Regions from separate parts of the Mus musculus genome. Here region 2 is linked to region 1. Evidence: chromatin loops called from intact Hi-C (ENCODE). Cell type or tissue: gastrocnemius. All regions are shown on one strand. Each heading gives the region's core, and the rest is flanking DNA. Links, peaks and the distances in the headings are about the cores only. Region 1 overlaps Phtf2 (putative homeodomain transcription factor 2). Region 2 holds the start of Phtf2 (putative homeodomain transcription factor 2).

Region 1 (15,459 bases), core at 6,218-8,717:
CTCCCCTCTCTGGAGCCAAAACTTCTAAGCCAGCAGAACCTAGAGTTATGGGGACAGGAAGCAAAAATTTTCCTAGAGGGTCACTAGGAGTGATAGTAAGTGGAACTATTCCGTTTTCCACCCCTTGATTCCTGGACCCATGAATCCTGGCTATGGGTGAAACTGTACCATATATCGAGCGCTGATTCAAAGCATATACTGCCTTCTGAAGAACTCTGCCCCAGCCTTCCAAGCTGTTACCACCTAATTGGCGCTGTAACTGCGTCTTCAAAAGGCCATTCCATCTTTCTATCAGCCCAGCTGCTTCAGGATGATGGGGAATGTGGTAAGACCAGTGAATTCCATGATCGTGAGCCCACTGTCGTACTTCTCTGGCTGTGAAATGAGTTCCTTGGTCAGAAGCAATACTGTGTGGAATACCATGACGATAGATGAGGCATTCTGTCAGTCCGTGAATGGTGGTTTTAGCAGAGGCATTACGTGCAGGAAAGGCAAATCCATAACCAGAATAAGTATCTACTCCAGTAAGAACAAAACGCTGTCCTTTCCACGAAGGAAGTGGTCCAATGTAGTCAACCTGCCACCAGGTTGCTGGCTGGTCACCTCGAGGAATGGTGCCATATCTGGGGCTCAGTGTTGGTTTCTGCTGTTGGCAGATCTGGCAATCAGCAGCAGCTGTAGCCAGGTCAGCCTTGGTGAGTGGAAGCCCATGTTGCTGAGCCCAAGCATAACCTCCATCTCGACCACCATGGCCACTTTGTTCATGTGCCCATTGAGCAATGACAGGGATGGCTGGGGAGAGAGGCTGATTGTCCACAGAACGGGTCATCTTATCCACTTGATTATTGAACTCCTCCTCAGCTGAAGTCACCTTTTGGTGAGCATTTACATGGGACACAAATATCTTCACATCCTTTGCCCATTTGGAGAGATCTATCCACATACTTCTTCCCCAGATGTCTTTCTCACCAATTTTCCAATTGTGATCTTTCCAAGTCCCTGACCATCCAGCCAATCCATTGGCTACAGCCCATGAGTCAGTGTATAATCGTACATCTGGCCATTTCTTCTTGCAAACAAACTGTAATACCATGTGTACTGCCCGAAGTTCTGCCCACTGTGAAGATTTCCCTTCACCTGTGTCTTTCAAGGTTGTCCCAGAAAGGGGTTGTAATGCTGCAGCTGTCCACTTCTGGGTGGTGCCTGCATAACGTGCAGAGCCATCAGTAAACCAGGCTCTAGTCTTCTCCTCTTCGGTCAGTCGATCATAGGGAACACCCCATGGGCTATAGGCACATGTTTGGCAGCAGATGGCATTGTAACAGGAGTAGAAACCATAGGCATTTGAGCAACTTCTTCATGTAACTTGCTTGTGCCTTCAGGACCTGCTCTGGCCCGATCACGTATATACCACTTCCATTTGATAATAGACTGCTGCTGTGCGCGTCCCACTTTATGACTTGCAGGGTCTGATAGTACCCAGCTCATGATGGGTAGTTCAGGTCGCATAGTAACTTGGTGTCCTATTGTCAAACGTTCAGTTTCCACTAAGGCCCAATAGCAGGCCAAGAGCTGCTTTTCAAAGGGAGAATAGTTGTCTGCAGATGATGGTAGAGCTTTGCTCCAAAATCCCAAAGGTCTTTTCTGTGATTCACCTACAGGGGCCTGCCAGAGGCTCCAAACAGCATCTCTATCAGCCACAGACACCTCAAGTACCATCGGGTCTGCTGGGTCATATGGTCCAAGTGGTAGAGCAGCCTGCACAGCAGCCTGGACCTGTTGAAGGGCCTTCTCCTGTTCCAGGCCCCACACAAAGCTAGCAGCTTTCCGAGTCACTTGGTAAATAGGCCTAAGTAACACACCCAAGTGAGGGATGTGTTGTCTCCAGAATCCAAATAGACCCACTAAACGTTGTGCTTCTTTCTTGGTTGTAGGAGGGGCCAGGTGCAATAACTTATCTTTCACCTTAGAAGGAATATCTCTGCATGCCCCACACCACTGGACTCCTAAGAATTTCACTGAGGTAGATGGTCCTTGAATTTTGGTTGGATTTATTTCCCATCCTCTGATACGCATATGTGTTACCAATGAGTCCAAAGTGGTTGCTACTTCCTGCTCACTTGATCCAATCAGCATAATGTCATCAATATAGTGCACCAATGTGATATTTTGTGGAAGATCCAAACGATCAAGATCCCTTCTAACTAAATTATGACACAGGGCAGGAGAGTTAATATATCCTTGAGGCAAAACTGTGAAGGTATACTGTTGGCCTTGCCAACTGAAAGCAAATTGCTTCTGGTGGTCCTTATGGACAGGTACTGAGAAGAAGGCATTTGCCAGATCAATAGCCGCATACCAGGTGCCAGGAGATGTGTTAATTTGCTCAAGTAACGAAACTACATCTGGTACAGCAGCTGCAATTGGAGTTACCACCTGATTTAGTTTTCGATAATCAACTGTCATTCTCCATGATCCATCTGTTTTCTGCACTGGCCAGATAGGAGAGTTAAACGGAGATGTGGTGGGAACCACCACCCCTGCATCTTTCAAGTCCTTGATAGTGGCAGTAATTTCTGCAATGCCTCCAGGAATACGATACTGTTTTTGATTCACTATTTTCTTTGGCAAAGGCAACTCTAAAGGCTTCCATTTGGCCTTTCCAACCATAATAGCCCTCACTCTACAGTTCAGGGAACCAATATGAGAATTCTGCCAATTTCTGAGTATATCTATCCCAATTATACATTCTGGAACTGGGGAAATCACCACAGGATGTGTCCGGGGACCTACTGGACCTACTGTGAGTCGGACATCAGTCAAAACTCCATTAATCACCTGCCCTCCATAAGCCCCTACTTTAACTGGAGGGCCACAATGTTTCTTGGGATCCCCTGGGATCAGTGTCAACTCAGAACCAGTATCCAGCAGACCCCGAAAAGTCTGATTATTTCCTTTTCCCCAGTGTACAGTTACCCTTGTAAAAGGCCGTAGGTCCCTCTGGGGAAGAACTGGAGAAAGGGTAACAGCAAAACCTTTGAGTGTCTTATCAAGATCCTTCCTCAGCGGAACCTGGCCACCCCTTCATTCAAGGGGTTCTGGATCTGCAAACTGTCTCAAGTCTGGAAATTGATTCACTGGCCGAGATTGCTGTTTACCACGATCTAATGTAGCCTTTCTTTCATTTGGCTGTTTTCCACGATCTAATGTAGCCTTTCTTTCATTTGTTTGAGAATTTTTCTGCTTATACAGATCAAACAAATATGCAGTAGGCTTCCTATGTATTTCATTCCTGGAAACACCATGATTGGTTAGCCAGTACCAAAGGTCCAACCGAGTCATGCCATTATAAATTTCACCTCTCCTGTGCTGACCATTACTGGGTATGTTATTATAAACATTCTTTTGTCTACGCTGTCCATTATAATAACTAGAATCACCTTGTCTCGGGCGATTCAATGCTGCCACCTGGCCCTTGTTACCTCGGAATCCAACTAAACCCAGTGAATTTAATTCATCTAATTGAGCAGAAGCATCTCCAATGCTAAGATCTGGCACAAGGAAAAGGGAAAGAACAAAACCCTTCAAATGTGCTGGTGCCCCTCTCACCAATTTGCGTCTTATAGAGCTGGTGAAAGGCATATCTTCTGGACCTTCCCATTGTGGACAATTATGCTTTACACAATATATCCACTCTAGCATTGCAATTTCCCTAAGTCTTAAAATCCCTTCATCAACACTAAGCCATGGAATATCAGGCATCTCCAAGTCATTTCCAGTAGGCCATCTTTTGATAAACACCTCAGCCAACCATTCAAACAAACTTTTGACACCTTTTTTAACTATGCGAGCTTCCGTATTAAACCTAGAATCTCTACTCAGAGGACCCATGTCAATAAACTCAGCCTGCTCTAGTTTTATGTTCCTTCCACCCTTATCCCACACCCTTAAAATCCATTCCCACACATATTCACCAGGTTTCTGCTTGAATGAATTAGCAAACTCATTAAGCTCCTTAGTAGTGTAGCGAATTTCCTCATGGACTACACTTTCTACCTCCCCTCTAGGAGCCTGTTTTGCTTTGAGTCTGGTTACAGGTCTAGAAGAAACTATTGGTGGGCCGTAAGCAGACTCTGCAAAATTAATTTCCTCATGTGGGGAAGGCATTATTTCAAGAGGTGGGGCTGAGGGTACTACTTCCTCAGGTGGGGCAAACCCTTGAGAATCTGAGGATTCAAAATTCTCAGCTTCAACATGGTCTTCCCACACATCCCCGTCCCATGTTGTAGGATCCCATTCTTTGCCAATTAGAGCCCTTACTTTAACTGTCGACACACTCTGAGGCTGAGACTTGAATTTTCTCTGTAGTTCAGCCAACCTTACAATGAGAGTTTCTGTTTGATTTTCTGCAACTTGAGCTCTATTGCTACAAGAGAGAAGATTCTCCTCAAGGACACACTTAGCAACTTTTAGATCGTTTACTTGTGTCTGGAGCCTTTCGATTTTATCACACAACTCCTTCCTTTCATTCATCATTTTTTCCACAGATACTAAGAGCAGCCAGCCAGTAAAATCATTTTTCGATTTTTTCCCCATCTTGTAGAAAGCTTTGTGCACTGAATCACCCAATTCATTAAGAAAATCAAGGGCATTAGCTTCTTTAAGTTCGGAATATAGTTTCAACCATGGGTCTTCAAAATTCTCTGAGCTCCCAGGAGGGAGAGAATCTGGAGAGGTTTCAATATTTGAAAGTGCTGGTGGATCAACAAGCCAATTCCAGTATTTTAAAAGATTCATCCTTGTACTTCTGTTACTCTAGAACCACTCCTGGTACCAACTTCTGTATTAGTCAGGGTTCTCTAGAGTCACAGAACGTATGGATAGTCTCTAGATAATAAAGGAATTTATTGATGACTTACAGTCGGCAGCTCAATTCCCAACAATTGTTCAGTCGCAGCTGTGAATGGAAGTCCAAGGATCTAGCAGTTACTCAGTCTCACGCAGCAAGCAGGCAAAGGAGCAAGAGCAAGAGCTAGACTCCCTTCTTCCAATGTCCTTATATTGTCTCCAGCAAAAGGTGTAGCCCAGATTAAAGGTGTGTTCCACCACACCTTTAATCCCAGATGAAAGGCATAGCCCAGATTAAAGGTGTGTTCCTTAACTCGGAGATTCAATCTTCTGGAATCCATAGCCACTATGGCTCAAGATCTTCAAACCAAGATCCAGATAAGGATCTCCAAGCCTCCAGATAAGGGTCACTGGTGAGCCTTCCAATTCCGGATTGTAGTTCATTCCAAATATTGTCAAGTTGACAACCAGGAATAGCCACTACACCCCCCCATACATTTGTTATAAAAATATGAGCAACACTATTTGGTGATAAAATAAAGATGAAGTAAAGTTTGTGTTTGGTCTTTTTCTGTAGTTTACTTAGAGCTAAAGAAAGTCATCTTTTAGTTTTTAAGACCAAACTATATTTTTAATATATAGCTTTTGAAAGCTATTTTAATAGTTTAAACAATTTTTAAAATAATTTCTACTCTATAGTAATTGAAATAACATCAAAAATCTAAATAATCAGTAATTGAGTGGTATTGATTTGACTTTAAAAACTTTAAGAATCAATATGGTAGATTTGTTAGAACTTACATGTTGAATTTTGACCTCTTGTTGGATAATAAAAATATATTTGAACTACTTTTTTATTGTTAGTAGAATACTGTGGGTCAAAAATGGGGTCCCGCATCCAGCTCGCCACAGGGCTAGGGCCATTCATGGAGGTGGATGTGGGAAGTTTGACTGCGCGCATCCCACAGCCCCTGCCAGGCAGGCACTGGACTGTGAGACACTCCTCTGGGACTGGGGAAGGTGCAGTCTGAGGTCCCTGTGGACCTGCTGGAAGCTGGCTTGGGGGTCCCGGCCCACGCAGAGGTCTAGACCCACAGGTTCTCACTCTTGGGCACTGCAGATGTCACTGAATGCCGTGGAAGAGCTGAGAACGGAGTAGGGGGCCTGCAGGGCTGGCTCTGGCCTGGAGCCGAAGGGAAAAGGGCAGGAGGAAGGCTCCAACAGCTAGTTATCTGGTGGAGAGTCCTTTGGCTGGTTGGTGGGTAGCTGACTTGGCTGGCAGCCGTGGCTGAAACACAGGGAGACCTCCCATGGGAGGTTAGATGCAAGGCTCATTAGGCGAAGACCTGCTCCATTGCTCCTACACATCAGATCCTGATGAGAAGAGGCAGTCCATGGTTTTAAGGCATCTATTATAGAAAGATAGAGAGAGGGAGAAGAGTAGAGAAGTAGAGGCAGGCCACGGCCACATGGAGAGAGGGGAGAGGGGGAGCAAAAAGAGAGAGAGAGAGAGAGAGAGAGAGAGAGAGAGAGAGAGAGAGAGAAAGAAAGAGAGAAAGAGAGAAAGAGGGTAAGAGAAAGGAAGGGGCAAAGAGCCCCTTTTATAGTGGGACCCTACCTGGCTGTTGCAAGGTAACTATGGGGAGGAACATGCCTGGCTGTTGCCAGATAACTGTAAGAGTGGAATCCAGACAGAATACCAGGAGCTTGGGCATTGCCGAAGTGACTGATGGCCACACTCCTCTCTGCCGGGGGCTGTGGGAGGCTGTAGCTATGAAAAGGGGCCGGGGGCCCAGGGGGCTTGGCTGAATATCTGCCATCCCTAGTAGGCAGAAGCCACCTACTGGATCACAGGGGTTCAAGGCCTGTGCTCAGACCTGAGACCAGGCTATCTGTGCACAGCTCACCGCCCCACAGAGTACTAAATCTTTTATGTTCTCACTAGTAGACTCTTCACAATTCATGATCCAAAGTTAGTTTAAATAGAAAAGTAGACCTTAAATTATCTTTGCTCAGATAACTTCATAGGAAAACTTATTAATCAGACAGTACTTTAATAAAACCACTGAGAACATACTTGGTGTCCCAGCAAGCTGGAAAGTAAACAGTTCTTGTAAATTATGCAGGGTGGTGTTGGTTTCCATTACCAGCTCTCTTTAAAGTTGGGCCAGGAAACAACACTGCTGTACCCTGCTTCTGCTTCTCCCAGCACATGTGAACTGCCAACTACTGACAGCCTAGATGTCAGACGGAAAGACTGGCCTGGCCACTCTCCACAGCAGTGTACACAAATATTTCTATTGAGCTTGTAATATTTATTTTGTTTCATTCTGTTAGTCATACTTTTCTTTGACATTTTTTAGGAGGAGACAACCTGCTTGGCTCAGCTGGAGTTGGATGTCTGGCCTTGGGTCTTTGTGGGGTTGGGGGAAGATATGCTGGATCAAATAGCATGGACCTGGAGTGTGGGAGTCACTTCAGAACACAGCAGAACTTTAGGCCTTTTATGCTTAGTGATCTCATTTTCCCTAAGTGTATAAGAGATAAGTATGGTACATGCTTTTAAGATTTAATTCATCAAGACCTTATGTATTAAAGTTGTTGGCTTTTCATTAGTAGTTAATATGAGACTTGAAATGACACAGTGTAACTTGTGTCACTACCTTGAGAGTGGACAGGCAGGAAGGTTATTCATGACTATTTTTGCCTCTCAGGTGGCAACCATTGTTTGTTGTTATGGAGTTAGGAAGGTTTTCTTTGGCTCCCTCAGCACTTGGCCATCTCCCAGTCCCACTTTACATCTGTCTGTCAGGCTCTCTTCCCTCTGCTCCCATCTGGTCCTTTGTGAGCCAGCTGAGTCTTTTCTGCCACAAGAATCTTACCTGGAATATGGTGTTTCCTTGTGCAAATGGCATGTGTTAGTGTGTTGGTTCTTCATCTTTTTTCTGTTTTGAAATGTTCTGTGTGTGTGTGACTATGTCCTTTTGTGGGATTTAAATATTTGACTGTTTTGTTAAGCTTTTTAGCTAAATGGTTCTCCAAAACCCAAAACTCTTAACGTGTTTTCTACCAGAGACTTTATTAATGAGCATTTGTAGCTGCTTTCCCCACTGTGTGGTTCCTTCTACTCGGTCTTCATGTGAGATTGCATTCAAAACCACGCTGCTTAGTCCTAACCTGACACTTACTGGTTCTTGAGAATATGAACTATTGTTTTCTCTTGATTTTTCTAAATATTCTGTCACAGTCAGAAAAGTAATACGTGTCTGTAATAGGAAAATGGAAAATTCAGGAAGTGGAAGAGAGATTGAAATCAATTTCTATTGGGCATGGTGGTGAAATCCCAGAATTGGAGAGGCAGAGGCAGATGGGTCTCTAAGAGTTCAAGGCTAGCCAAAGAGACCCCAAGTCAAAAAAACAAACAAACAAACAAACAAAAGTGTGTGTGTGTGTGTGTTTTGCTAGGGATTGAACCCAAAGTCTCCTGCAAATTAAGCAAGTACTCTACTACCGAGCTGTTCTCCAGGCCTCTAAAACTACAGTTATTTCTTTAATAATTCTCAAGATAGATTTGTGTGCAGTCAGAAGCATTGCGGGCATTGGGACATCAGGGCCATGCGTTCAGTCAGTCTCCCTTCTGGCCATTGTCCACTCTGTGTACTGAACTTCGTTGTCGTAGTCAGGGCTGGTTGCTGCGCTCTTCCTTTCGCCCTTTCTCACCTTTATGTCCCCTCCATGCCCTGCTTGAACCTTGACATCTGTGCTGGTTCACCATCAGCTTGTTTTTCCTGCTCAAGCTGACAGCCTTAATACAGAGTCTCCTTTCCTATCCCATGGATAGCCCAGGCCTGAGCCCCTCTGTGTCTGGCAACCTGGTGTTAGGTCCCATAACCCTGTTTCATCCAGTTGCTGTAGCAGTGAATTGTCCGGGAGAAGTAAGGGGGTAGGGTCCTGGAGGGGGAAAGAAACAGTGTGCATATCATAAGTGTGTAGCAGCAAGCATAGTGTAAGGTATTTGATGGCCCTAGTGTCAACAGTTGAATTCACACCCTGCCATAAAATACCTACCTTTCTGGTTTCTAAAACTCTTTTTTTAAAAGATTTATTTATTATTATAAATAGGTACACTGTAGCTGACTTCAGACACACCAGAAGATGTTGTCAGATCTCATTACGGTGATTGTGAGCCACCATGTGGTTTCTGGGATTTGAACTCAGGACCTTCGGAAGAGCAGTCAGTGCTCTTACCTGCTGAGCCATCTCTCCAGCGGTTTCTAAGACTCTTAAGTTGACTTTGAGTCTTCTCTTTCTTTGAACATGTACTTGTTTGTTCTTGGTTTCTTCAAGTTACTCTGTTTCTCTAGAAATGATCAAATAGGCAATATAACACACAGACACAGTTTGTGCTACTGAGTTCTGGACTTTTTACATTTCCATCTCTTGAATTCCGGTTATAATTTCTGCTTGTCTTTTCCTAACGTGTGTGTGTGTGTGTGTGTGTGTGTGTGTAGTCCCAGTACTCAAGCCACCAATCCCTGTCTTTGTTCTTCTGCATATCAAGGTCCACAAAGGTCATGTTATCCCTCAATCATAGTGTTTATTTGATTGTTTTTTGAATTATTTATGCAAATATTTGTTGTAGAAAATTTTAATCCCAACCCGGGGTTTCTACCCTGCCTTTGACCATTCAGTTCCTGGATGAAAGACACATACAACTTTTGTTTTTACATTAAGCCTTAAACAGCACAACAGCTGGGCAGATACCTACCTGCTGTGCTATTAGAATCTACTTTCCTATCAATAACCCTGAGTTATTACTTAGTATGTTCCATCTGGGCTGCTCATAACTCCAATTGGCCAGCCCTCAGGGCCATGTTCTCTTGTGCCTTCTCCACCATTCGCCTTGTTCTCATTCTCAATGATTTTCTGGTCCCAAGCCAGGAAATCCTAAACTTCACATATGTCTCTTCTCCCCAGCTATTGGCTGTGGGCATCTTTGTTTTCCAATCAGACATAACTTGGGGGCAAGGCCACATAGAGTCACTTGGATCTATGTGCAGACCCCAGGTCTTGGGGGCCCACACTTAGCATTACAATACAAAGCAAGACCAAACCTCAACAGTATTTTTTCTATGGTACTGACTCCTTAGAGCCAAATCCTCTAGTAATTATTTTTTTTCATTATATTAAAGAGTATTCTTCAAAGCTTGTTTTTCAAAATTTGAATCAGTGTTTCACCATATCATTAACTGGTTCTTCCTAAGCTGTAGAAACATGGTCATGATTTGTGAATAGATTGTTTATATGGCCTATATATATTATTAAATGTTTGACAAGTTTTTTTAGTTTTCTTAGCTAAATGTTTCTATGTATCTTATTGAAAAAACATGTGACTGCGTGTGCGTGTGGTTGAATGTGTGTGTGCGTGTGTGTGCGTGTGTGTGTGTGTATCATATAGTATCTTAGGGTTAGTACAGGGAAGGTGTGGTTTTGAATGGCTGTGGAAAGACAGTCATTGGTTACAATTAACTTAGGATGAATGGAAGCGTCAGTAGTTAATGAGGTGTTATTATCTAGTGCCTAGAATTTGCCCCCCAACTTTTATTTTGTGTGGGTGTAGGCTTGCATGTAGGTGTGTGTGCATGTGTATAGGTCAGAGGACAGCGTTAAGGAGTTGGTTCTCTTCTTTCACTGTGGGTTAGGGAAATTAAACTCAGGTTGTTAGGCTTGCTTGACAGGTGCCCTTACCTGAGGAATTTGCCGCCCCAAGAAAAAGTCATAGTCTCCATAGCAAAGGATTTCAGGTCTCTAGTCAACCATCTTTATTTTCTCTAGTAATACCTTTTGTTATTGTACAATCCTGGTGATGACTGATTAAAACAGTAAGCAGTAGTTAAGTCATACACGTTTATAGGCTCTAGAGTTAATGTTCATTCCATAGCTTAGAATGATTTTCACAGTTACACTCTATCTGGATCCTTACCTTCTTTCATTACTGTCTGTATACTGCAGGGATTATAGTGGGAGATTTAAAAATTACAGGATATTTGTCTATTTGCAGGGGGAGCATATGCACTGTCACATGTTTGTGTAGGTCAGAGATCAACTTGTGGGAGCCACATCTCTCTAAGCCCAGCATGTGGGCTACAGGGCTGAACTCAGGTCCTCACACTTGACAGCATGTGCTTGTGCATACCAAGCCTAAGGGGATATTTCTAATAGCTGTTGTAAACTTACGATTCTACTGAGTTAGGACTTGATTAAAAACAATGATGGAAATGACCACTCCTTGGTCCTCAGGCCACACCTTGAGGTCTGGCATCATTATCATTCACAAGGAATGATGCGGCATGATTAAACCTCTTCCTTTAGTCCTCCTCACTCAAGTCACTGAGTGTCTGGCATACAAGCATTGATTCCTTTGGTAAAGGGAAACAGATATTTTTAGATTTGTCTGTGAGGCAGTAGTTAAAAATAAAACACTGTGGAAAACTTTATGATTTTCAGAGCTTTGGGACCTTGACTTTGGAGTTAAATATTGTTTAAAAGCCAGAATAGCTAGATCCTGTTAATTCTGGGAGATTTATCTGCAGGTCCTAAGTTCTAGAGCAAGTGTCGGTTACGTGTTTCCACTGTGTGCTTTACAAACATGATAGCGCTTGTGATGCTTTACGGTGCCTACCAGGGCGGCGGGTTTCGGAGCATTGCAGCTTTCTTTCATTGCTGTCTTAATATTTCATTCTGTTATCCACTGCTTTTGTTCTTACTTTGACTCCCTGCCTTTCCTTTTTATTAAACTTAAAGATAGATCATTATGGCAGCACAAGCTGTAGTTTAGGAGCCCAGGAGTTGATGTCAGGTTGTGTGTCAGTAAGCCATCTATCTCTCCAGCCCCTCAAGACATTCCTCAATTTTTTTACTTGTCTTTGAGATTTTTGGGGGGGGGGGGGTGGTTGAGACAGGGTTTCTCTGTGTAGCCCTGGCTGTCCTGGAACTCACTTTGTAGACCAGGCTGGCCTCGAACTCAGAAATTCGCCTGCCTCTGCCTCCCAAGTGCTGGGATTAAAGGTGTGCGCCACCACGCCTGGCGAGATATTCTTTTCATGCATTTAATGGATACATTCTTGCAAACAAAGGCAGACGTGTAATCATCTGATATTCGTCTAGGGGGTCAAGCCGTGGAGGGATTTTACATAGATATAGATAAAACATTTGATACTTATGGGAATTAAAGACTTGTTTCTCAATGTTTCTTACATGATATTCAGAAAAATAAGAGCATAGTAGTAGTATTAGGGGGAAAGTTACAACAACATATGCAACTTGAAGGAGTTATAGGGTTTGGGGATCAAACTTAAGTCAACAGGCTTGGAAGCACCTGCATCTATTGAGTTTTTAGTGTGTGGTAGTTTAGTAGTCTGTTTATTATAGGAATTGGGTGATAAAAGTTGTAAGTCCAGGCCTCCTTTCACTTAAGTACATTTCTAGACTTTTAGTCTTTTATATCATCTAAGCATCCAGTACAATAAATACACTGTGGACAGCTACCTTTGGTAAGATTGCTGCTGCTGTCTCTTGAGCCTTTTGATATCCTAGCTGCTGATCTAAACGTAGTGACTATAGAAGTAATTTAGCCCTTAAAAGTAGTGTTTTGGTGTGTTTCTGAGAACTACTTTCCTAGAATTCTTGAGTGCTGCCTGTTTACTGTCTCGTGACCCAACCATTCTAACATGTGTGTCTGATACCATCGATTAGTTCCGATTGTTCCTGAGGAGCCCGAGGCAGTCTTTCTCTGTATCTGCTGGTCTTCTCTTTCTTATCTCTTCCCTCCTCTTCCTCTCTGCCTTCTTCATATTATCCTTTTTATTTTGTTTATATTGTGTGTAGAAAGATACAAAACAAAACTGAGAATCAAAGCAGAAGGGAATTGATTCTTGTTAGTTACTACGTAGTGGTAATGTGAAACACACTTCCTTTCTTAGATGATTGAGTCATACAGCTGCTGGAGCAGACCTGGGTTTGAGAACTAGGCTCCCACAGTAGTATGTGCACTGTGGGGAAAAAAAAAAATACGGTGTCAGTATAAAGCAGCAGGGAAAAGTGCTATTCTTTTCATGGGTGTTAGGGATGGTCACTGTTACTAGTTCCTGGGTCCTTTGTATCTGTTGCAGTCACTGACAGTGAACACAGCAGTGTTAGCTGTAGGAGTCAGTTGTGAGTATTCATTTCAATTTTAATGGTTTTGTTATTATCAATTCTTTTTTTTTTTTTTTTTTGGTTTTTCCGAGACAGGGTTTCTCTGTATAACCCTGGCTGTCCTGGAACTCACTTTGTAGACCAGGCTGGCCTCGAACTCAAAAATCCGCCTGCCTCTGCCTCCTGAGTGCTGGGATTAAAGGCGTGCGCCACCACACCCGGCTATCAATTCTTTATCTCAGTTTCTTTTATATCTGTATTGATTTAAGGATGCTGCTATGTGCTTGTTTTTCTTGTTATGTTTTTATTTTCACATCTGAATAAGCCAACATAAAAATAAGAGCAAAGGGGAAATAAGTTAGATGAGAACGTAGTAGAAATGGAAACTCCAAAAAGGAATTGGATGTCTCTGCACTTCCAGGAGCGCTGATATTCATAGGGATTGGGATTTCAGACTTGTAGGGATGAGACTATAGAGTTATCTTTGCTGTCAATATGAGGAGTATTGCAAGATAGAGGATTGTAGACCTGTTGTTGAAGCTGTAGATAAGGATGAAGGATGCAATGTAGAGGGCAGAACACTTGTATGGTCCCTAGGAGTGAGAAGACAGCAGTAGATAAGCTCTGGTTAGATAAACCCAGCCCAGTCTACTGCATTCACATACCTCCAGAACAATGGCAAGAGTGTTGATAAAGTTGCTTACTGTCTTAGACGCCAGACAAAATGGTTGGTTACAAATATGAATTGGGATTCCAGAAGCTTTGAGAATGTAGAGGAATGCCTTCCCTCCTTGAAACGCCATCACAACAGCGTTTAGCTGTTTCTTACTGATACTAGCAAAACACAGCCATTTATATTGTCTGCTCCAAACTGCACACCTTGGAGGACTGAGGGATGCAAAGGGAAACGGTGATGAAACAGATGAGATTACAGAGACAAAAATACTAAGTTTTTTCCCTAGTTGAAGATGTGCTGTCTGTATAAGATTCCTCTTCTACCCAGGGAATATTGCAGTCGAGTTGTTTGTAGGTTTGTATGACATTAAAACAGTGATATACTTAATGTCTTCCTGATTTTTGATGGAGAATTGTTGTTGAACTTGACCATGCCACTTAATTTTTATATAGTAGAAATACAAAAAGAACACCTATCAGGTTTCTTGACTTAGTCAAATCTTCTAGGTGTTTCTGTGTCAGTGGTAAAACAGAAACTGAGAAGCCTGTCAAGTTGTTTTTTATATGTTGTCTTTCAGCTCTGCAAGTTGTTCTTGATCCATGGTCCTAATACTCCATAAGGCATTGTATTAGAGTGGAAACTGCCCTTGCTCTCTCCCATCAATCTCTGAATAAAAGAGTCTCCAGTCAAACAACCCATTTTACCGTTTGAGTTTGTATAGGAAAACCCTCCCACCAGCCCTTTCATGTTGCTTTTACAAGAACATCTCAGTGTGAAGTACCTCAGTCTTCAAAAGCCATCCACTTTATAAAGCCACTGCTTTATATAGAGCCTGGGGCTAGTGCTGGTGGTCTCCTACCGTATGCTGAGTAGAGAAGACATTTCCATAGATACTGGCCTTATTTTCTCTGATTTTAGGGTTGTAGCAAAGGTATTTCTGTGTCTATGTACTTGAATTGCTTTGAAATAAAACAATGTTCTTTAAAAGAGAATATATGCATTCTTTCACATATGAAAACAGCTTGGGGAAAATAATAATTTATATTACTATGTAACTCTCTAGTAGTTTGGGTTATTGTCTCACCAAAATAGTTGATGTGTTGGAATGGTTGGTTGTACTAGTTTGTTTTATCTGTATGAATGTTTTGACTACATCTGTGACCAGTTTAGTGTTTTGTTTTGTTTTGTTTGGGTACAGGGAATTAAGTGGAAACTAAAGACAATAAGATTTAAATAAATAACTGAATAAGAACACCAAAGAATGACTGGTCATCCTGCCCTGGTCAAAGCTGAGTTCCGACAACTTCCAAGTTCAATAGGGATAGACAAGGACCTGTATTTTGCTTCTTGTTTCTTCCTCTGTCTTTTTACCTATTTCCTCAGTTTGCTGACTTAAACTGGTGTGGTAGCTCACATCTGTAATCTCACTGCTGAGGACGCCGTGCTAGGAGGTTGCCGTGAGTGAGTCCAGTCAGGGTACAGAGTAAGATCTGTCTGAAAAAGAAAACAACTTTGTGATCTGAATGTTATGAATTTGTCATTTGGGAGATTTTTTGTTTCTTCTTGATTGTACTAGCACTGTGGTAATTTTATTATTTAAACTGAAGAATTCTTTAGGGCATGGTTTTAATCTGACTATCATCTTAGGTTTTTTTAATTAACCTCACCCTCATATTTCAGATCCAATAATACTACTGTGAACCTGGAAGTTTTCTGACAAGCTGCAAGGATGGTGCTAA
Region 2 (15,459 bases), core at 4,751-7,250, 56 kb before region 1:
GTTTGGAAGCAGAGGTGGAGATGTGGGCAGACTGCTTAATTAACTGTGTGTTTTTAATCCTGTGAATTATGTTTGCTCAGTCCTAACCTCTGATTTGGTCAATTTAAAGAACCTTTAACAAAGTTTTGTGATTATTAATATCCTTAAACACAACTTTTCTATATGGTACAGGATAATACAAACTTTTTTCTCCCCCATCCCCACCCCCTTCAGGAACAAGTGCCAAGTCGAGTGCAATGACTATAGGCATTTTAGGACAAGAGGTGAAAGGAGGCCAGGGCCTAAGCTTATTGCGGTTACAAGTTTATAATTGTGGGTGGAAACAAAACTCGGTTGTAGAAAAGTATTCTCAACAATGGAGATGACCTTCCTGACATTTAACTGACGTTTAAGGATTACATACGCTGAACTACAGTGGTAATACAAGGTTCCAATTTTACAAAGACATACTGTTTTAATAGAATTTATTTGGTTTTTACCACCATTTTCTCTCTATGTGTTGGTCCAAGGCTAAGATTTGCTCAATAGATATTTCTCACTTAAGGTGGTTATATCTGTACACAGAAGGTGTTTTTTTGTTTTTGTTTTTTTTTGCCCGTATGATTCCGGATCCATTGTTGAAACCTTCAGAGTTTCTTTCCCCACACATGGAAATACACACCTGCATCTAGTAATTAGTTGTGCGTAGTAGACTCATCCAAGGTCCTTCCCATACCATTCCATTTCCCTTCTCCCGCTACTCTTAATACTTATAAATGAACTCTCCTTACCCGAAGACAGCTCTGTTTAACCAGCTCACAATTTCCTTCTCAAAATAAGTGGCCTCGCTGCTTACAACTTGGTTGACTTTAGGGCTCATCTGCCCTGGAACGTGAGGATCCTGCTAAACTATCCTGGTCTTTGGTTTGGAAATGCCCATGGTGGTTTCGCGGGAATATCTGGACTCTCCCAAACTCATGCTGGAATTTAATGCGTTTTTTGCAAGACGCATCCCATAGCCGTCGTGCAAACGCGCCCGCACGCAGCATGAAGGGGTGAGGTCACCCGGAGGCAGCACGGACAGGACAAGGGCCGAGCTCCCGACTCACCTGGTAGAGCGGCTGGCCGGAGAGCCGAGAGGGCAGCGAAGGTCGGGAAATCCGCCAGTTTGGATCCTAATCCTCTTCCACACTTTTCCCCCCATTAAATTCTTAGGCCCTCACATGATAATTAAGGAGAAGACATAGTTCCGCCTCTCCAAACAGCCGCAGCTGAGGCCCTCCGCACCTCAAGGTTCCGCCCACATCCGGGGCTGTTCCCGCCGCCCTTGGCCTATCCCGGAGAGCAGAGCGAACGGCGTTCGGCGCTCACGGGCCCGTTTTTCTTGTTTATTGGTTCATTTGGCCGCCAGTAACTGACTGCCCTCCGTTTTAGAGCGATAAAAAAGGGAGGCAATGACCGCGCCCCCTGGGCCCGCCCCTTAGTCCTATAGGTTGGTAGAAAAGTCAGTTTTCCGATCACGCCCGCCGTCGGGCCCGCCCTCGCTCGCCGGGACCCTCCCACCCCTCTCGCCCGGTCCCGTAACCTGCGGGCTGCGGCGCAGACTCCGTGGTCATGCGAGGAGCCGCGGAGGAGGCGGGGCGTCCCGGGAGGCGGAGCGCGGTGCGGGCGGCGCGAGCGGCGCGAGGGTGGAGGCAGCGCGCCGCCGGCGGCGGGGCTGTAGCTCTTTGGGCTCCAGCGGCGGCACTAGCCTTCGCGACTCTGCGCGTCTCCTAGCCGCTTCCCAGCGGCGCGGCGCCGGCGGCTACGGTAGGCGCCACAGCTCCATGCTCGGCGGGCCATGTGGAGGTCGCCGCACTCTGACAGGATCCCAGGGCTGTGCGGACCGGGCGGCGGAGCGGCGGGCGGGATGGGGGCGCGGGCTTCGTGGTCGCCGTGGCGCCCCCTGCCACGGGCACCTGCGGGCCCCGCTCGGCCGCGGCCCCCTCCCTTCGCCGGGGCGCGGCGGCTGCGGGCCGGAGCTCGGCGCGGTGTGGGCGCGCGCGCCCCTGCGCTCCTCTGGCTTGGGGTCGCGCGGTCCCCAGAGGGCGTGTGGGGGCGGCGGGTGGCCGGGCCGGGGCCCACGCGAGGTCCTCTAGCGGCCCGAGGCGCGCGCGGGCTCGCGGAGCGGTCGCCCTGCGTGCAGGCACTGCCCGCGCGGAAGGGCAGCTGCTGCTCCCGCAGCTCCGGCGCACGGGAGTTGCGGCTCCTACAGCGACCGCGGAGGGGCGGCTACCCGAGTCTCGCGCGTGGGCCTTGGCAGGGCATTTCAGGTCTGCAAACAATGCAGTGGTCCATAGGCATGCTTCACCTTGTTTCCGCCTCGTGTTGACAGCCAGCGTTCTAGTATTGTTCTGGTATTGTGCTTTCTAACTCATCACTGCCTTGTTAAACTTCAGGAATCATTTTGTTAACCATTTTATTTTTGTCCGGAGAACACCTGGGGACTGTATTAACATGTGCTACTGGGAAAGTACAATGTGGAGCAATTAATCTTCCTTGTGGGTTTTACATACTTGGGTGTATGTAAATTAGGTATGCAATTTACAATTGTTTTGTCAGTGGTAGACGTTGCTTACTTTGATGTTACTTTACGTGTAATACTTTAGTAATTTTTTATTGCTTTCATCAAACATTTTTAAGCGTTTCTTGCCTTTTTTCTTTTTCCGAGTCTTTGATTTTAAGTGATTATGAATTTGCTAGGTACTTTTGTAAATCGTTTTTCCTAACACTGGACTTCCACGTGCACTTTAGCTCAAGTCCTAACTTAGGTTTGGTGTACAGGCTATAGATTAAAAGGGAAAGAAACGGGTGTTTCTGTGAGTTTTATGATTCAGACTCTAGACCCCAGAGGAAAGAAATCAGGAGGTCCGGGTAGACTGAGCCATGTCTGGAACCAGAAAACAAGGTGGTTCCAGGAAATTTCTTAAGTTTTTCCCTCTTTGGAAGTAGTCTGCCTCCTGCACAGGGAAGCAGTTGAATGCATTAGATAGTATCAGAACTATCTAATGTTGGGTGGCGAGGATTCTGAGTTTTAGTATATTGTAGTAGATCATAAAAATGTATTTATTTCAAGTGCATCTAACTGTGTGGGCAGTCTTGCATAGCCAAGCTTGCAAGAGTTAAATATTTTAAAGGTCAAATTGGCACTGGAGAGTTGATGCTAAAAATAAAGATGACCTGAACAGTTTTTAAGTGGAAACCTTTTTGGCTTGTTCAGTTTATGTATAATTGTAGGGAATATGTAATGCATATATCGTCACTAAGAGAATTTATGTTAGTATGTTGAAAAAAATGAAGATCATAAATTAGTTGGATTATTTATATATTATATTATGTCACATAATCCAATGAGTAATTACTATTCTCTATTATTACAACTAAGATTTAGTTAACTAATGGTTCGAGATTTTAATGGTAATAAGTTGATAGATTCACTTGTAACCAATTTAATTACAAGGACTACATTTCAAGTATGCTTTTGGACTACAGTTAAATGGGAGTAGACTTGGTAGAAAGAGACTAATAGACAACAGTGTTGCGGGGTGATAAGCTGAGTCCAAGCTCTTTCTCTTGAAACACTTTCAGATCACTGTGTAAACGCAATTTTGAGTGTTGTTAAAGATGTAGGGACGAAGTCAATCACTGTCACTCTTCTTAGGAGTCAGCGGGTTTGTTTTTTTTTTTTTTTTTTTTTTTTTTGGTTTTCGAGACAGGGTTTCTCTGTGTAGCCCTGGTTGTCCTGGCACTCACTTTGTAGACCTGGCTGGCCTCGAACTCAGAAATATGTCTGCCTCTGCCTCCCAAGTGCTGGGATTAAGGGCATGCGCCACCACCGCCCAGGACTGCCAGGCAGGAGTCAGCGGTTTAAGAGGAGCGATACTTAAACAAAGGATAGCACCTTACTGTGTTGTGACTGTGTGGAATCTGGCTGACTTTATGGAGAGTTTAAAGGATAGGTACTTGGGTCACGTGTGGTAGCATGTGCCTTTAATTCTATCTAGGTTTTGAGAGCCAGAGACAGGGAGATGTCTGGATTCTAGGACAGCCAAGTGTACATAATGAGACCTGTTTTAAAGCAATAACGACAAAAACCAAACCAAAGGGGTTGGGGAGATGGCTCATTGGTTAAGAGCACTGGCTGCTCTTCCAAAGGACCAAGGTTCAAATACACATGCGGGCAAAACATCAGTGCGCATAAAAGTAACACTGGCTGCTCTTCCAGAAGACCTGGGTTCAGTTCCCAGCACTCACATGGCTGCTCATAACTGTAACTCCAGTTCCAGGAGATCCAACATCCTCCTCACCCAGACATACATGCAGGCAAACCATCAATGTAAACTTAAAACAGAAAGAAAGAGAGAGAGAGAGAAAGAAAGAGAGAGAAAGAAAGAGAGAGAGAGAGAGAGAGAAAGAAAGAAAACCAAACCAAAACAAGATAGTCACTAGAGTTTGAATACCTGTTGATCTTTTTTACTGTGAGCATGATACCACATCAGTTTCCTTATTTGTTGAACAGAGAGGATAGTACTTGTAAGTGAATATTAAGTACTAAATAAAATGATAAGCACTGAACAAAGAAGGAAGAACATGTATCTTTTATTTTTTAAGAGAATGGTTGGGAGGTCCAGGGAGGAGGTTTCTTTTTTTTATTATTATTAGATATTTTCTTTATTTACATTTCAAATGTTACCCCTTTCCTGGTTTCCCCTCTGAAAATACCCTCCTCCTACCCCCTTCACTTCCCCCCGCTCACCAACCCACCCACTCTGGCTTCCTGGCCCTGGCATTCCCCTCCACTGGGGCATAGAGCCTTCACAGGACCAGGGGCCTCTGGGAGGAGCTTTCTTGAGCATTGGAGACTTAAGTAGTTTCCATAAATAGAGAAGGAAGGAAGATACTCCATACAGGAGAAGACAGTCTCACACCATGAGTCTAGCTTGAGAGAATGGGAATTGTAGCATTATATATAAGTCCTTGTATATCAACAATAAATGCTGATTTGCATAGATTGTGTCTCGGCAGAGTGAGTATATCCGATTTTGAAAATCAGAAATTGCCAAATAATCATTTTAGTTATTTTTTTTTTTTTTTTGTTACTGTGACAAAACACCACGACCAAAAGCAACTTATAAAACGTATTTAATTTGGGGCTTATGGTTCTATAGGTGAAGAGTCTGTGACCATCATGGTCTGGGGAGGCTGGCATCAGGCAGCTGGAGGGTCCTGAAATAGTAGCTGAGAACTTACAAGTTGATCCACGAGCATTAAAGCAGAAAGAAAGAGAAAAACTGGAAATAAATGGGCTTTTACCCCCAAGTGACGTAACTCCTACAACAAGGCCATCTCTCCTAACTCTTTCTTCTCTAACAGTTGCTAACTGGAGGGCCTAAAATAAGTGAGCCCGTGGGGGCCGTTCTCACTTAAACTATGACATACACTTAGAGAAGCAGTCTGTCTGTTATATTTTTACCTAATAGTTACCCTTCACTTATTTTCCAAGTGCCTATTCAGTACATTTTTAAACATGTCTGATTAGTCACCATTTCATTGAGCTTTTTCTTTCTAAGCTGTATATGAAGACAACAAAACACTGGCAGAAGCCTTTGCACTCTATTTTGCCTCCTTTATATAGGAATCTTTTTTGTTTGTTTGTTTTTTGTTTTTGTTTTTTGTTTTTTTTCGAGACAGGGTCTCTCTGTATAGCCCTGGCTGTCCTAGAACTCACTTTGTAGACCAGGCTGGCCTGGAACTCAGAAATCCGCCTGCCTCTGCCTCCCGAGTGCTGGGATTATAAAGGCCTGCGCCACCACGCCCGGCTATATAGGAATCTTAAAGTGGCTTTTGTTGTTCCTAATCTCTGCCTAGTCTAGAAACTCCTATATCAGCCGATTTCCTCCCTCCCTCCCTCCCTTCTTTCTTTCTGTTCCTTTTTGAGACAGGGTCTCATTATGTAGCGTTAGATGGCCTGGAACTCCATATAGACCAGATTGGCCTTGAGCTCAGATTCTACTTACTCTGTCTGGGACTAAAGGGATGTGCCATGTGCCAGCACAGCCGCTTACTATCTTAAAACCAGCGTGGGATAGGTTGGTGGGGCAGAATGTTTTCAATTGGGACTGCACTTGAAACTGAGAGAAAGGGTCCATGTTTATATTTATCTTGTTAGCATGGAACTCTACAGACACTGGGTATATAAAACTGAACCATCCTCACTTGATCACCAGAAATATCTGAGTAAGATGCACATACAGGTGACATTTAGGACAGCCGTATTTTCAGTTCAGGTTGTTAGTGTTATGCAAGTAGCTGGAAAAAAAATCCATAGGTTTGCAAAGAAAATGCTGACTGCTTCCTAAAGCAGGTATTTTCTTCCTCGGCAAGAAAGAAAATATGCTGGATTTAATTCTGAATAGTGAACTTGAACTGGGGCAGGAAATGGCTGTGGCTGAAGAACTCCCTGATAATAATCATAGCTAGATTAAATTTGACATTTAGTGAGAGGAAGTAAAGAAAAGAATGCAGTTTTCTGGATGTAGAAGCAGTAGAAGAACTATTGGGAGTTTATCTGCAGAAATTTTGAAGACTAATAGTAGGCACTGATAACATTTAATAAAAAACCTCAAATGAGCTGATAATAAAACAATAAAAGATAGCAAAACTGTATGAAAGATATTTGAAAGTTATGTGCACAAGTTACAGTCTTCCACAGATTGAGGATTAGGTCTGAATTCTGTCATTGACCAATTCAGCAACTCTGGGTTCATTTAGTAACTTTTTTTGAAGTTTGGTTTTATTCTTGAAATGCAGATGTCTATCTTGTTGCACTTTGATGTTAAAATACTTAAGTGAGCTCTTAGACACCTTGACATAGTATTTGACTCATTAGACTTTCTCAAAAGCTGACTGTTGTGATTCTTTGTCTGCATTGAACTTTAGAAAGCAGTCTGGTGGCAGTGGCACACTCCTTCAATCCCAGTACTTGGGAGGCAGAGGCTGGCATATATTTCTGAGTTTGGGGTCAGCCTGGTTTATGTAGTGAGTTCTAGGACAGCCAGGGCTACGTCATGAGGTGACCCTGACTCAAAACAAATCAAAACAAAAATAATCAACAGACCTAATAGAAAACTCCAGAACAAGGTAACAGAACTAGAAAATAGCAAAAATAACTCAGGAAGAAGCAATACTCTGCTAGTCATTTATAGGCAGTGTTTAGTAAAAAATTACTAGAACCACATATATATGTAATGAGTTTAATATTCTTAATGTCAAGAACATAAACTTAATGAAACTGGGTCTCAGCGATGTGATTAAAGCATATAGATAAAGGAACTTATTTTTCCTTAAGTCTTCATCTTATTTCTGAAATATTTTTCCATATACATGCATTTGTGTGTGTGTGTGGGGGTGTGCACAGGAACATGTTTGTGTATAAACCTAGGACAGAAGTTAGCATTGAGTATCTTCCTCAGTTAAGCCCTATCCTCACTGGACTCGGAGCTCACTGATGGGGCTAGCCTGCTGGCCAGCAAGCCCAGGATTCTCCTGTCTACCACCCAGGTGATGTGCAGGGATTACATGTGGACCGACGACCACCTGGCTTAATTGGGTTTGGGTAACAGGTCTGAGAATCTCATGCTTGCAGGGAAGCTGGGAATTGAGCCATCTCCTAGACTTTTATTTCTAAAATCTTTAATGAGATTAATTACTTAATTTTCAAAATGCTTTTTAACTTCATTATTATATCTGCATATGATGCATGAGCGTGAGTGTGTATGCAGGTCAGAGGGCAGTTGGTTCTCTTCTACTTTTCCATGGGTTTCAGGGCTCAGTCTAAGAAAGTCAGGCCTGTGTGGCAAGTGCTTAACCCACTGAGTTATCATCTACTGGGTCCTTGTCTTAGTTACTGTTCTGCTGTGACAAAGGACCATGACCAAGGCAACTTAGGGAAGAGTGTTTTGGGGGCTTACAATTTCAGAGAGCTAGTACATGATGTCTGTCATGGCAGGGAACAAGGGTGGCAGGCACGCGTGGCACTGGAGCAGTAGCTGAGAGCTTATGTCTCATCTACACGCTCGAGGCAACGGGAGGAGGGGAAAGCTACCTGGGAGTGGTGTGAGCCTTTGAAACCTCCGACTGGAGGACCAAGCATTTTAATGTATGAGCCTATGGGAGGCATTCTCAGGCAAACCACCACATTCTACTCCCTGGCTTCTATATACTTGTAGCCGCATCGTAATGCAAAATGCATTTAGTCCATCTTCAGAAGTCCCCATAGTCAAGGCAACTTTTAGAAGAGTGTACTGGGGCCTTCAGTTTCAAGAGTTAGGTTAGTTCATGATTGTCGTGGTGGGAAGCATGGTAGCCGGCGGGAATGGTGCTAACGCTGGGCCTGAGCACTTATATCTCATCCTCAAATACAAGGCAGAGAGAGTTAACTAGGAATGGCATGGACTTTTGAAAGCTCAAAAAACCATTCCCAGTGACATCTCTGGCAAGGTTCTTGTACTGGTTGGTTCTGTGTGTCAACTTGACACAAGCTGGAGTTGTGTCATAGAGAAAGGAGCTTCAGTTGAGGAAATGCCTCCACGAGATCCAGCTGTAAGGCATTTTCTCAATTAGTGACCAAGGGTGGGAGGGCCCCTTGTGGGTGGGACCATCTCTGGGCTGCTAGTCCTGGGTTCTATAAGAGAGCAGGCTGAGCAAGGCAGGGGAAGCAAGCCAGTAAGGGACATCCCTCCATGGCTTCTACATCAGCTCCTGCTTCCTGACCTGCTTGAGTTCCAGTCCTGGTTTCCTTTCATGATGAATAGCAATGTGGAAGTGTAAGCCGAATAAACCCTTTCCTCCCCAACTTGCTTCTTTTTTTTTTTAATTTGATATTTTCTTTATATACATTTCAAATGCTATCCCAAAAGTTCCCTGTACCCTCCCCCCGCCCTCCTCCCCTCCCCACCCACTTCCACTTCTTGGCCCTGGTATTCCCCTGTACTGAGGCATATAAAGTTTGCAAGACCAAGGGGCCTCTCTTCCCAGTGATGGCTAATTAGGCCATCTTCTGCTACATATGCAGCTAGAGACACGAGCTCTGGGGGTACTGGTTAGTTCATATTGTTGTTCCACCTATATGTTCAGCTCCTTGGGTGCTTTCGCTAGCTCCTCCATTGGAGGCCTGTGTTCCATCCAGTAGATGACTGTGAGCATCCACATCTGTATTTGCCAGGCACTGGCATAGCCTCACGTGAGTCAGCTATATCAGGGTCCTTTCAGCAAAATCTTGCTGGCATATGTAATAGTGTCTGGGTTTGGTGGCTGATTATGGGATGGATCCCTGGGTGGGGTAGTTTCTGGATGGTCCATCCTTTCATCTTAGCTCCAAACCTTGTCTCTGTAACTCCTTCCATAGGTATTTTGTTCCCTATTCTAAGGAGGAATGAAGTATCCACACGTTGATCTTCCTTCTTCTTGATTTTCTTGTGTTTTGCTAATTGTATCTTGGGTATTCTAAGTTTCTGGGCTAATACCCACTTATCAGTGAGTGCATATCATATGTGTTCTTTTGTGATTGGGTTATCTCACTCAGGATTATATCCTCTAGATCCATCCATTTGCCTAAGAATTTCATAAATTCATTGTTTTTAATAATTGAGTAGTACTCCATTGTGTACCACATTTTCTGTATCCATTCCTCTGTTGAGGGGCATCTGGGTTCTTTCCAGCTTCTGGCTATTATAAATAAGGCTGCTATGACTTGCTTCTTGGTCCTGATGTTTGTCAGGAATAGAAACCCTGACTGAAACATGGTGCTTTAAAATGTTACTTTTAGTCGGGTGTGGTGGTGTACTTCTGTAATCACAGCACTGGGGAGGCAGAGGCAGCTGAATCTCTGAGTTCCAGGCCAGCCAGGCCAGCCAGGGCTACATAGAGAAACAAGATTACTTTTAAAACATTTGTATGTGTATATCTTGTATAGAGAGCATATTTTCACTCCTTTTCTTGTCTCTGCCCTCCCTTCTCCTGCTAGTGCCCTTTGACTCCCTAGGCATTTCTGTTTTTTATGGTGTGTGTGTATGAAATCTAGAACTCAGAAATAAGAGAAAACATATTTGTTTGTCTGAGATTGGCTTAATTCATTAGCGTGATTATGTCCAGTTGCATCCTGCAAAGGACAGAACTTTGTTATGGCTGAAAAAAGGTCCATGGTGTGCATGTGTCATGTTTTCCTATCTATCCTGTTGGACACCCAGATGGTCCCATACTTTAGCTATTGGGAGTAGTACTACAGTAAACACCGATGTGCAAGGATCTGTGTGATTTATTGGCTTGGAGTCCTATGGGTATATATATACCCAGGAGTCATAGAGCTGACTCATAGAAGATCTGCTGCTGTGTTTTTATGAAACCTCTCCACAGACCTCCACAGTGGCTGTGTGCCAGCTTACATGCCCACTGTCATTCAAGGTTCCCATTTGTCTGCAGCCTTACCTGCAGTTGTTACTTGTCTTCTTAACTGAGGTGATGACTGGAACAAGGGAGACTCTCACTGTGGTTTTACTTTGCATTTGCAATTTTGATTTGATGGCTAGTGAAATGAGAGATTTTTTCATACATTTATTGGCCATTTACTTTTTTATGAACTGCTCATTTCATTAGCTCCTCTAAATACTACTTTGATTATTTCACTTTTTGATTATACAGATCTTGGTATATCTTTTTTTATTGAAAAAGTTAATATTCATTTATCTTTGTGTATATTTGTGCTTGCATGTGTATGTATGTGTGCTGCCCTCAAGGACACATGGGCACTGTGTACGTGCTGTGGCTTATGTGTGGATGTCAGAGGACAGCTTGGAGGGTTTTGTTTTTCCCTTTCCCTGAGTTCCGGGGATTAAATGCAGGCTGTCAGGTTTGTTGGAAAGCACTTTCACCTGGTGAGTTATCTTGCTGGTCCCATTTTAAACTTAAGAAGACTTATTTTATTAACCCTTGATATGGTCTGTCCATCTGTCTGCTTATTATGGGTTAATTTTGTTTTTGAGATGGTCTGATTTTGTAGCTCTGTCCACACTGAAACTTGTGGTAACCCTTCTGACTGTCATCCCAAGGGCCAAAAGTACCTATGTGTGCCACCACACTGTGTGCCACCACACTGGCAGAGCTCTGTCTTAAATGATTCACGTGCTCTTGAAAAGAATCCCGGGAATTCTAATGAAGTTAAATTGATTGATAGCATTAACTCTTTAATATTCTTTGATTTTTTTTTCCCCTCTCTCTACTTGTTTTCTTTATCTGTGGACTGATTGATTTCCTAGCACTTCTTTCAGTTTTTCCTAAATACATTTTGAAATTCTTGTACTGCATGTATTCATACTTTGGATCGTATGATCTCTCAGTGAATTAGAGTCCTTTACTCTATATTATATAATTGCACCTCTTATTTCTGGTGATATACTTTGGACTGAAACCTACTTTACATGGCCTTTGAGCTTCTTTTGATTACTGTTAGCATAGTATATTGTTTTAATTTTTATGATTTACTTATTAATTTGTGCATATATGTATAGATAGATGTATGTGTTGTGTGTATGCTTACGTGCATGTGGATGCCAGAGGTCATTGTCAGCTGTTTTTCTCAATAACTTTTTCACCCTGTTCTTTGAGGCAGTGTCTCTTTTGAGCCCACCAGTTGGTTAAATTGGCTGGCCAGCACACACCAGGCCCAGAGACTTAAATGTCTAAATGAGCTCCAGGTGATAACATTTAACTTTGGCTTGCATTTCAGAATCCACTTTATCATTTCTCCTAATTAATTTGTTCCATTTACATTTAATGTGATAGTTTAAGTCTACCAACTTGTTTATTGAGACAGGGTCTCACTGTGTAGTACTGCCTGACCTGGAACTCACAGAGGTCACTCTGCCTTTGCTTCTTAAACTCTGCTACTAAGTCTGACATCTTGCTGTTTGTTTTATTTGTTCTTTTTTGCCTTGTAGATCAGCTATTGTCATTGTCATTGTTTGTTTGTATTGGATAGTGTGTAACTTATGTTTAAGTAAACAATGTTTTATATTGAGAAATACCACATTCTGGTTCTCTTTTAAACTTGGTATGCTCACTGGGCTGTGGTGTCACACCCCTACCTTTGATCCCAGCACTCGAGGCAGAGAGAACTCCTATGAGTTCAAGGCCAGCACGGTCTACAGACTGGGCTCCATGACAGCCAGGGCTACAAAGAGAAACTTTCTTGAAAAACAAAACAAAGTATTTTTGTAGCTTTTTTTTTTTTCTTTCAATTTTGTTAAATATATAGAACATTTAGGGGGAAAGGGTTCTTAAATTTATTCACTATTTTCAGAGCTCTTACGTTTTTTTCAGTAGTCATAGTTTTGTATTTGATGTCATTTTCATTTTGCTTGAAGGCCTTACAGTCATAGTTGCCATAGTGCCAAGTTTCTGCTGCTGAATTCTGTTAGCTTCTTATGTCTGACAACCTTTTGGTTTGGATGGAGGGAGTGAAGCTTTGGCTTTTGACCATGCCACAAGTGCTGTTACTGATGGGGAGCCACTCCTATTGAACTGCACCCTTCCCCAGTGCCGGGAAGTACTACTTCTGTGCTTTTTCCTACATAGTTTATAATCTAAGGACCTGCGTTTAACTCTTCAATTAATTTTGAAGTAATTTTAGTATATAATGTAAAACAATGGTATACAGATCCCTATATTTCAGACTAGTATGTGTGATGGAAGAGTTTGTCCTTCTGCCATTGAGTGATCTTACTTTCTTTGTTAAAGATTATTAGACCATGCTCTTGAAGTCTTAATTCTGTTTCATTTGTCGTTTTACCTTTTTGTCAGTACCAAACTGTTTTCATTATAGCTTTGCAATTTATTTTATAATCAGGAAGTTTGAATCTTACAGATCAAACTGTTTTTTTCAGGCCCTGTAAAATTCAATATAAATTTTACTGTAAAAATTTCTGTATCTGCAAAACATGCCATTGGAATTTTAATAGGTGTTACATTGTATCTGTAGATTATTTTGGATATTGTGTACATAATGGCATCAAGTCTTTCAATCAAGGAACATAAAATGTTTTTTTTTTTTTTCAAATTTCTGATTTCTTCCAGCAATGTTTTGTATAGCTATTTTGTACTAAATTAATTTGTATCAAAACTATACATTTTGTGGTACACACCTTTAATCCCAGCACTCAGGAGGCAGAGGCAGGCGGATTTCTGAGTTCGAGGCCAGCCTGGTCTACAAAGTGAGTTTTTGAAACCCTGTCTGGAAAAACAAAACAAAACAAAACAAGAACCCCAAACCAAACCAAAAAACTATACATTTTAATAATCTTGTTTACAAATCTTGTCATCTTCCTTACTTTTGTTTTTTTTTTTCCTCATTGCTACAGCTTGTAAATTTTGTCTGAATGCTAGACAGTTGAGTACTTTATGTTGTTTCCATCTGTATTTTCTTTGTATCATTTTAAATATTATTAAGCATTCTTTTCTCTTCTTTTCTTTTCTTTTCTTTTCTTTTCGTTCGTTCGTTCGTTCGTTTTGATTTTGTGAGACAGGGTTGCTCTGTGTAGTGAATTCCTGACTGTACATATGGGAATAGTAGTTGCAGAACCTTGAAGATGTTGGCTCCCCTAGGACAGGATTTAAAGATAGTTTTAAGTTGCTATGAATGCTGCTCCTCTAGAAGAGCCTCCAGTTCTCTTAACTGCTGATTCATGGCTTCAGCCCCATAGCATGTAATTTATGTATAGAGTTTTGAAGTAAGAAGTTACATGGAAAAAACCAAAGTGTCATTATTAGTGTTGTTATAATAAATCTCAGAGGACATTAGCCAGAGTATAGCAGATACCAGGCTGACTGAGTGTGGTACTGTTCATCTCCACCAGTTAATTCTCTCTGCCTCCCTCTCTTTTTCCCTCCCTTTCTTTCTCCCTCCTTTCCTCCCTTCCTTTCTCCCTCCCTCCTTCCCTCCCTTCCTCTCTCCCTCCTTACTTTCCTCTCTCCCACCCTCCCCCCTCTCCTCTTCTTCCTCCTCTTCTTCCAAGATTTATTTACTTTTATTTTATGTATATGAGTGTTTTGCTTACGTGTATGTGTGTGGACCACATCTGTGCCTGGTGCTCTTGGTTACTAGATGAGTGTCAGATCTCCCTGGGAGTGGAGTTACACATGGTTGTGAGCTGCCATTTGGGTGCTGAGAATTGAACCCAGGTCCTCTGCAAGAACAGCCAATGCTTTCAATTGCTGAGTCATTTCTCCAGCCCTGTAAAAGGAGTAGTTTAAAAGTATATTACAGCTTACTAGTGTTGTTTGTTTGTTTTTGAGACTAAATTATTCAAATTATACCCAGATTAATCAAATATATTACTTCTACATTTTTAGGATTATTTATTTATTTATTTATTTATTTTTATTTTTTATTTTTTACAGGGTTTCTTGTGTAGCCCTGGCTGTCCTGAAACTCACTCTGCAGACCAGGGTGGCCTCGAACTCAGAAATCCGCCTGCCTCTTTAGAATTCTATTGGCATGGAATCCTCCCCTTTAGTCTCTGTCCCTTGAGGTTAAGTGAGGTCCTTGAAGCAGCAGACAGTTACTCTATGTATATATGCATGGAGAATTTAATCCATTTTCCAACAGATAGTTAAATAGGTAAGGCCTTCCCTGTTGCTTAGAGACCACACCAGTAACCTTTGCTAGTTTTGTTGTATCACCTTCTTTGCTTTTCTTGCTGTTTTCCTTTATGGTTATAGGATTTAGTCTGCTCTAGATTGCTTGCTTATTTGTTTTGTTTTTACACTGTAGATTTTTCTTTTGTGGTAGCTGAGGCTAATAGAAACAATATTTGATTGTAACCAGCTATTTTGAAATGATAGCACTTTTAGTATGGTCATAAATAATAGAAGAAATTGATTGAAGAAGGAGAAAAATACTAATATGAAAACCATTTTTATTTCTTTTTATTTTACAGTTTTTGATATCCTGTTTTTGCATCTTTCTATATTTCTTAACTTTAGCATGTTAGTGCAGTTGTGGTCTTGATTCTTGTACTGTGCAGTTTGTCTTGCTTGTAAGTCTTACATCCAAGATCTTACCAGACATGATATGTATAAGATGATCAAAGTCTGTAAACTAACATTTTAAATATTTTTTTAATGTACAAATGTTCATATTTCACTAGTTACCATAGTGTGTGTTTTAGAGCAAAAGAAGGATCAGGATCACGTTGTATTTAATTGTCATGTCTCTGCTTTCCCTTAAACAACAGGATGTTCCTGAGCCTATATTTGTATTTCATGATTGACATTTTTAAAGCATTGAGGCCAGTTATTTTGTAGAATATTTTTCTACATTAGTTTGTCCCTCCTAGCTTCCCACCCTTTCCTTCCACTCCTAGTCTTCACAACTACTAAGTATCTTTT

What was found. Peaks named below come from ENCODE experiments on the same cell type or tissue, not always from the same donor. Only the 100,000 strongest peaks of a DNase experiment are listed, where the experiment ranks them.
Region 2: it touches region 1 in a loop (4-fold over the local background); 2 of 42 quality-filtered maps call a loop at or near these places.

The regions. Positions count from the first base shown.
Region 1 is chr5:20,813,461-20,828,919 of GRCm38, reverse strand. The region is part of intron 2 of Phtf2 (putative homeodomain transcription factor 2); the gene reads left to right. Among named protein-coding and RNA genes, the nearest start is that of Gm42219, 13 kb to the right of the region's middle. In gastrocnemius, for the core only: no CTCF peak of the experiment used is centred there; a DNase peak (open chromatin) is centred at 7,635; H3K4me3 peaks cover 704 bases; H3K27ac peaks cover 2,500 bases.
Region 2 is chr5:20,868,285-20,883,743 of GRCm38, reverse strand. It overlaps Phtf2 (putative homeodomain transcription factor 2), which reads left to right and starts at 1,620. Exons shown (of 18, transcript NM_172992.3): 1 at 1,620-1,788. Tmem60 (transmembrane protein 60) reads right to left here and starts at 1,291. Exons shown (of 2, transcript NM_177601.3): 1 at 1,089-1,291. In gastrocnemius, for the core only: no CTCF peak of the experiment used is centred there; no DNase peak of the experiment used is centred there; H3K27ac peaks cover 2,376 bases.